Regions from separate parts of the Homo sapiens genome. Here region 2 is linked to region 1. Evidence: chromatin contacts called from ENCODE Hi-C or POLR2A ChIA-PET data. All regions are on one chromosome and are shown on one strand. Each heading gives the region's core, a stretch centred on a gene start or an enhancer-like site at or near the end of the contact. The rest is flanking DNA. Distances are from core to core; before and after follow the strand shown. Region 1 overlaps RAP1GAP2 (RAP1 GTPase activating protein 2). Region 2 overlaps ITGAE (integrin subunit alpha E).

What was found. A loop is a pair of places that touch in the nucleus more often than their neighbours do. ChIA-PET counts read pairs that join two places held with the same protein, here RNA polymerase II (POLR2A). Pooled maps may share reads with other maps.
Region 2: a loop to region 1 is called in a pooled map, with 4 times the contacts of the local background. The contact joins two enhancer-like sites. A Hi-C loop is called at or near these places in 1 of 50 pooled maps. POLR2A ChIA-PET finds 5 or more read pairs at or near these places in 2 of 52 experiments (A549 and activated B cell).

The regions. Positions count from the first base shown.
Region 1 is chr17:2,846,018-2,849,674 of GRCh38, forward strand. The region is part of intron 2 of RAP1GAP2 (RAP1 GTPase activating protein 2); the gene reads left to right. Among named protein-coding and RNA genes, the nearest start is that of RAP1GAP2, 51 kb to the left of the region's middle. RefSeq lists enhancers at 1,726-2,317, 3,500-3,657. Within about 2 kb of position 2,059, at least 3 of the 41 ENCODE cell types and tissues checked have a DNase peak (open chromatin) inside an H3K27ac peak, as active enhancers do.
Region 2 is chr17:3,730,564-3,734,220 of GRCh38, forward strand. It overlaps ITGAE (integrin subunit alpha E), which reads right to left. Exons shown (of 31, transcript NM_002208.5): 22 at 1,805-1,903; 23 at 541-620. Among named protein-coding and RNA genes, the nearest start is that of HASPIN, 8.5 kb to the left of the region's middle. Within about 2 kb of position 1,718, at least 2 of the 41 ENCODE cell types and tissues checked have a DNase peak (open chromatin) inside an H3K27ac peak, as active enhancers do.

The DNA.
Region 1 (3,657 bases), core at 809-3,308:
CTAAAAATACAAAAAATTAGTCGAGCGTGGTATTGGGAGCCTGTAATCCCAGCTACTTGGGAGGCTGAGACTGGAGAATTGCTTGAACCCGGGAGGTGGAGGTTGTAGTGAGCCGAGATTGCACCACTGCACTCCACCCTGGGCAACAGTGCGAGACTCTGTCTCAATTGAAAAAAAAAAAAAAAGTTCTCATCAATGGAATCCCGTTGAAGCATTTTAAGCATTTTTTGGTGTCTGGCTTCTTTCACTTAGATCTTGCTTTTGAGGTGCTTCCTTGTTGTTGCATGTGTCCATGTTTTGTTCCCCTTTATTATTGGGTCGTATTCCACCGCGGGGATGTACCACAGCTTGTTGATGGACACTTGGGCTGCTTTCCGACTTTGGCGGTTTGTTTTGTTTTGTTTTGTTTTTGAGATGGAATCTCACTCTGTCACTCAGGCTGGACTGCAGTGGTGCAATCTCGGCTCACTGCAACCTCCGCCTCCCAGGTTCAAGTGATTCTCCTGCCTTAGCCTCCCGAGTAGCTGGGATTACAGGCATGAGCCACCATGCCTGGCCAACTTTGGCTATTTTGAATAAAATGGTGATGAACATTGTCATGCAAGTCTTTGTGTAGAGCATGCATGTTCACTGAATCCTTGCAGTAGCTAATAGGTTGGCACTGTTGTTATTCCCATTTTACAGATGAAGACACTGAGGCACAGAGGGGGTGAATTCCTAGTCCAAGGCCGCATGCATAGTAAAAGCTGGGGGTAGGATTCTAACCCAGGTTCGTCTGACTGCAGCATATGTATTTTTATTCCCTCACTGTAGTGTCTTTGCACCACAGCTGTTTGGGGCCATTAAGCCTAGGGACAAGTGGGCATCTCCTCTCAATGGCCTGTCAATTCCTAACTGCATTTTAGCTCACAATAGTAGTTGATAATAATGGTAGTGTTGATAATAATGGATTTGAGTCACCACAAAAAGATTCCATCAAACCTGCCTTTATTTTTATCTGTTTATTTTTGAGACGGAGTCTTGCTCTGTCGCCCAGGTTGGAGTGCAGTGGCGCGATCTCGGCTCACTGCAACCTCCACCTCCCTGGTTCACGCGATTCTCCTGCCTCAGCCTCCCGAGTAGCTGGGATTACAGGCGCCCGCCACGTTGCCTGGCTAATTTTTGTATTTTGAGTAGAGACGGGGTTTCACCATGTTGGCCAGACTGGTCTCGAACTCCTGACCTCGTGATCCACCCGCCTCAGCCTCCCAAAGTGCTGGGATTGCAGGTGTGAGCCACCGCGCCCGGCATCAAACCTGTCTTTAAAGGACAACAGCATTTGGAGGCGTTTGAGAGAAATCTCTAGCTAGGGTCATTACAGTAACTAACAGCAAGCAAGGAAGCAAACAAAAAGTCTTGCTACCCAAAGCCCTAGTCGCCTGGAAATCTCACATAGTTGTAATTCGTCATCTCCCAGAGAAGCCAGGCACAGAAGGCGTTACTGGATATATAAAATAGTATATAAATAATACATGTATAAGAAACCACTCTGTTCTCTGTAGAGCCAAACAGAATAGGGTTTTGGAGAGTCTGCTGGTTCTCGCTTTGAAAGATGTTGCTAAGCAATGTTGCTAATATTATGGAAAGACAGCTTCCCTCCCGGCTTTTCCACTCAGCCTCAGAAACTCTGGAAGAGGTGGAAGTGGCTTCAGGAGTAGCAGCAGCTGGGGAGGTTTGGTAATCAGTGAGGCGGGGGCCGGGGGACCTTGGGTTGGAGAGGGACTGTGCTGTAGGCCACCCAGCCCTCAGCCTCATCCGCTCCTGATTCTCTGTACTGACTCCTGGGCGGCCTCTATGCAAAATAACACCTCTTCCTGTTCGTCAGAAATTTCACACACAGAAGGATCCTTTTGAATTTTTTCACTGTGGGAAAAATTACTGTAGTCATGCAGCTTAGCAAAAATTCAAAAATCCATAAATGAACTTCAAAAAAGGAAGTATTTTAAATAACTTCAGTAACCCAAGTGATATATGAAGAACTTCTTTATTCCTCCCTCTACCCACTCTCCATAATCCCTGAACAGGAAGTCGGCAGGGTTCTGATTGACATCACGTACTGCAGGCCCCACCTTCATGGCTCTGGGTACCAGAGCGCAGGGTGCCCGCCACTGAGTGGGATCTGTGGGTTTCCTCAGCGTGGTTTCCTTTCCTTGGAGCTTGGAAATGCCACACAAGTCACAGAGATCCGTTTCCAAAACCTGAGCCAGTTTAGATCCTCTGCTTAATATGACGTCTGTGGCCCCAGGAAAGTTGGGCTGAGCTGAGGTTTCCCAGGCTTGTCTTTGAGGCCTCCGAGTCCTGGCCTGCGTTTATCACGGAACGACCCTATTGTGGTGGGATGGACCTCTTGGGGGCTGGTCATGGGTTCTGTGAGGGGATTTTAGAAGCTGGGAGGAGAGTCAGTATGTTGGCAGAGAGTTTTCCTGCATCTCTCTCTTTTCCTTCTTTTTTTTTTTTTAATTAGTTATTTATTTATGAGATAGAGTCTTGCTCTGTTCCCCAGGCTGGAGTGCAGTGGCACGATCTCAGCTCACTACAACCTCCGCCTCTGGGCTCCAGCAATTCTCCTTCCTCAGCCTCCCGAGTAACTGGTATTCCAAGCGCCCGCCACCACGCCTGGATGATTTTCGTATTTTTAGTAGAGACGGGGTTTCACCATGTTGGCCAGGCTGGTCTCGAACTCCTGGCCTCAAGTGATTCGCCTGCCACGGCCTTCCAAAGTGTTGGGATTACAGGCGTGAGCCACCGCACCCGGCCCAGCTCTCACTTTTCAAAAATAGAAACTGCTTCCCGACCTCAGATGACTTCAATCTTTCCCTTCCCCCGACGCCTTCCTGCCTCCCTCTTCCCCCTCCTCTGTCTTCCTCCTAAGGGGGCATCCCAGAGACGCAACTGTGCTGTGGCCCAGCAGGGGGCGCTGATGTACCTGCCAAGAGTGGAGGTGTCTTAGCACAGGTGTGAGCGTTCAGCTGTGTGCGAGCGGGCTTCAGAGTGATATCCCAGAGCAGGTGTGTGTATGTGTGTACCCTCAAAGGCAGAAGAGAGCGGGGGTGCTGGACCGTCCTGTCCAAGGCTCTGTTTATAACCCTTGCGTTGTCCCAAAGGTTGTGTGGTCCATGGAATAGCTGGGACCCTGCCCGTGGAGGGGAGGGGCAAGGCGTTTGAAGACATCTGGTTTTCATCAAAGGCCCCACCCTCCTTGCTCCATGGCCCCCCTCGCCCCCACCCACCCCCAATCCCAGCCCAGAACGGTGGCAGTCATTCTGCCCAGCAGTGGGGCGCTGGGAGTTGGTGGCTGGGTGGGGCGACGAGGTGGCGTCTGCTGCAGGCTGGCTCTCTGACGAGGGGCACGGGGATTGGGGCTGATTCCCGCTTTCTCATGGATATGTCTCCTGGAGCCGGTTCCCAGGCACAGAAGGCCCTTTTCTTCAGGGCCAGGCATGCGTGTCTGTCTGCCTCAACCCACTGGCCCCTCAGGAACGGGCTGTGCAGCTGTCTGCGCTCTGTTCATGATTAACTTCGCTGTCTCCCGCCCCAGGCCTGATTCCCACCCAGGCCCCCTCAGCCTTTGGAGTTCCCCTGGACTGGAAGAGAGACCTGGGCTGGCAGCTGCCGGGC
Region 2 (3,657 bases), core at 468-2,967, 880 kb after region 1:
CCACACTATTGACGTTTTGGGCCAGTTAGTTCTTGGTTGTGGGGGCTGTCCTGTACTGCTCTGCGTGATGTTTGGCAGTATTCCTGGCCTCTACCCACCAGATGTCCTACTGAACACCCCCCTCCCCAAGTCATGGCAATCAAAACAGGCACAGCCTCTGGTGGGCAGAATCACCTCCCTTTGAGAACTCTTCCCAGCAGCGTTCCCCACCTTACCCCCCAACACAGAGGTCTTGCAGGTAACATAGCTATCCCAAGCTATTCCAAAGCTGAGTGAACGAGAACCAGAACTCCAGGGCTCATTCCACCAGGCTGTACCACAGTTTTACTTTGTGTGTGAACAAAAGAACATTTTCATTATCTCTGGTAACAAGAAGAGAAAGTCGAGTCCCTGCAGGGAAACAGATGCCTTCTGTGGGCTCACTGGGGTTTCCTTTCTCCCTGGGCTGTAAGGGGGCCGTTCCTCTCACAGCGTGCATGTGGCAGGGAGATGTCTTCCGGGGTCATAGCCTGACTCTGCTGTGACCCAGGCAGTACTTACTTGGTGACAGTCACAGTGATGTCTGCTGTCCTGTTTGGAAAGGCATTCTCCTCTAGCTGCCAAACGACTGAAACATGAGCCTATTTTAAAGGGGGAAAAATGGTCAGTTGATTCTCTCTATGCCACTCACAATTCAGACCGCTAGCTACTCGTGGAACAGACCTAGGAGACGATTCCTCAGATTTTCACATTCCTCACATTTTTCTAACACAGCATGTTTCCTTTCCCTTCCTTTTTTTTTTTTTTTTTTTTTTTTGAGAGGGAGTCTCGCTCTGTCACCCAGGATGGAGTGCAATGGTGTGATCTCAGCTCACTGCAACCTCTGCCTCCCAGGTTCAAGCAATTCTCCTGCCTCAGCCTCCCAAGTAGCTGGGATTACAGGCACGCACCACCACGCCCAGCTAATTTTTGTATTCTTAGTAGAGACGGGGTTTCACCATGTTGGCCAGGCTGGTCTCGAACTCCTGACCTCAAATGATCCACCCACCTCGGTCTCCCAAAGTGCTGGGATTACAGGCATGAGCCACCGCGCCTGGCCCCGTTATTTCAGTTAAGCCTCAAATACAAATATGGAGTAAGCAAGGCAGGCGGCCTCATTCCCCTTTTACAGGTGAAGAAGCCACTTCAGAGATTTCCCACAGCACAGAGATGACAAGGGACAGATCAGGGTTAATAACTTTTCGTCTTGGCCGGGCATGGTGGCTCATGCCTGTCATCCCAGCACTTTGGGAGGTCGAGGCAGGTGGATCACTTGAGGACAGGAGTTTGAGACCAGCCTGGCCAACATGGTGAAACCCCATCTCTACCAAAAATATTTTAAAAATTAGCCGGGTGTAGTGCTGCACGCCTGTAATCCCAGCTACTCAGGAGGCTGAGGAAGGAGAATCACTTGAACCCGGGAGGCGGAGGTTGCAGTGAGCTGAGACTGTGCCACTGCACTCCAGCCTGGGTGACAGAATGAAACTCCATCTCAAAAACAAACAAACAAAAAAACTTTTTGTCTGACACGCCCTCCATACTACCCACAACTTCACTCTGCTTCACGGAGGTGAGCAGGCAGTTCACCTAGGGCTGTGTACTGGAAAGCTCTCGTCCCCATCACCCCCTACTTTCAGAGCCAGCTTAGCCACTGTAAGCACTGCTGGGGACACACTGCAGTCAAGCGAAGCGCAAAGCTGGAACCGAGAGATTGAGATGAGACCAAGATGCAGAAGACGCCAACTGCAGGGTGGTGAGAAGAGCGAATCAGTCCAAACCGACTCACAGATGACCTCTTGAGGACGGGGTGACCAATCCTGCAGTTCATGATCAGGACAGAAGCAACCGGCTGAGGGTCATCACACTGAATGTTTGGAGAGGGAGGCTGTTAAAAGAGCAGATGACATTCTCTTAAAGAGCCAAACAAAACAAAACAAAAACGTGGTTTCCTCACAGCAATTCAGCAAACATTCACTAATTTTTCTGCCTGTCAGACACCCTGCCAGGAGCTAAAGAAATAAAGTCCACTTGGTCCCTGTCTTCCTCACAAGCCGGACAGGCAGGGTCAGCAGTAGATCCCCGAGGAATTTAAATACAAGGTCGAAGGGGTGCTTCTGTGAGGGAGCTGCAGAGAACAGCAGTGGAGAAATATGAATTCCAACTCGGAGGAATTCGTAAGGTCTTCCTGGGGAAGGAGGCATTTGAGCTGGGCCATGGACTGATGCAAATATAACCCACAGCCTGGCTGGAAGGCCGGCACACACCAGCACTGCCACGTAGCCACCAGGGCTCCCCACCTGGACCCCCGAGGGGCAGGTGATGACTGCAGTGAGTTTTCTTAATTCTCCCAGGGACGGTCCATCCCTAGTTCCCCTCTAGATGCCTAGGAGATTGTTTTTTGCTTTTGTTTTCATTTTTTTGAGATGGAGTTTCACTCTTTCGCCCAAGCTGCAGTGAAGTGGCGCGATCTCGGCTCACTGCAACCTCCACCTCCCGGGTTCAAGCAATTCTCCTGCCTCAGTCTCCCAAGTAGCTGGGATTATAGGTGCCCACCACCACGCCCGGCTAATTTTTTGTATTTTTAATAGAAACAGGGTTTCACCATGTTAGCCAGGCTGGTCTCGAACTCCTGACCTCAAGTGATCCACCCACTTCAGCCTCCCAAAGTGATGGGATTACAGCCGTGAGCCACGGTGCCCGGCCTAGGAGATTGCTTCATTCATATAATGGATACTGTCCTAGCCCAAATAGCCTAAGATGACCGGGGACAAATCTACAGTCCAACAAATTCAAATTTATTGACTCACTGCAATGAGGAAAACTACACTTTGGTTTTGTTTGTTTGTTTGTTTGTTTTTGAGACAGAGTCCTGCTCTGTTGCCCAGGCTGGAGTGCAGTGGCGCAATCTCAGCTCACTCCAATCTCCACCTCCGGGTTCAAGTGATTCTCGTGCCTCAGCCTCCCGAGTAGCTGGGATTACAGGTGTACATCACCACACCTGGCTAATTTTTGTATTTTTAGTAGAGACGGGGTTTTGCCATGTTGGCCAGGCTGGTCTCGAACTCCTGACCTCAGGTGATCCGCCCGCCTCGGCCTCCCAAAGTGCTGGGATTACAGGCATGGGCCACTGCACCCATCCAAAAACTACACTATTGTGTGTATCACTGAACAATGGAAAAGGCGGTTATTAAAGGACTCCAGGGAAGGGTGGAGTTCAGATGAAATGTAAATAAAGTCCTGTTTTGATGGTAAAGCAGGGCTGAGTGTCAAGGAGTCAGTCACCAGCAGGCCAGCCTGTGAATCAGACCCAGGGCCCGCTTCCTGGGAAACCATTAATATGGAGTAGAAAGTTGACAGACACTGTATCTGAAGCTCTCTACCTCAGGTGGAAACAGACTCTTCTCTTGGTCAAAATGACTTACACTCTCCAGGCAAGAGGGATAGGGGTTCATAATTACCGACGTAACTACTTCAAACAGCAAAGTTTTCTTTCTTGTTTTTTCTTTTGAGACAGACTCTTGCTCTGTGGCCCAGGCTGGAGTGCAGTGGCGCAATCTCGGCTCACTGCAAGCTCCGCCTCCCGGGTTCACGCCATTCTCCTGCCTCAGCCTCCCGAGTAGCTGGGACTACAGGCACCCG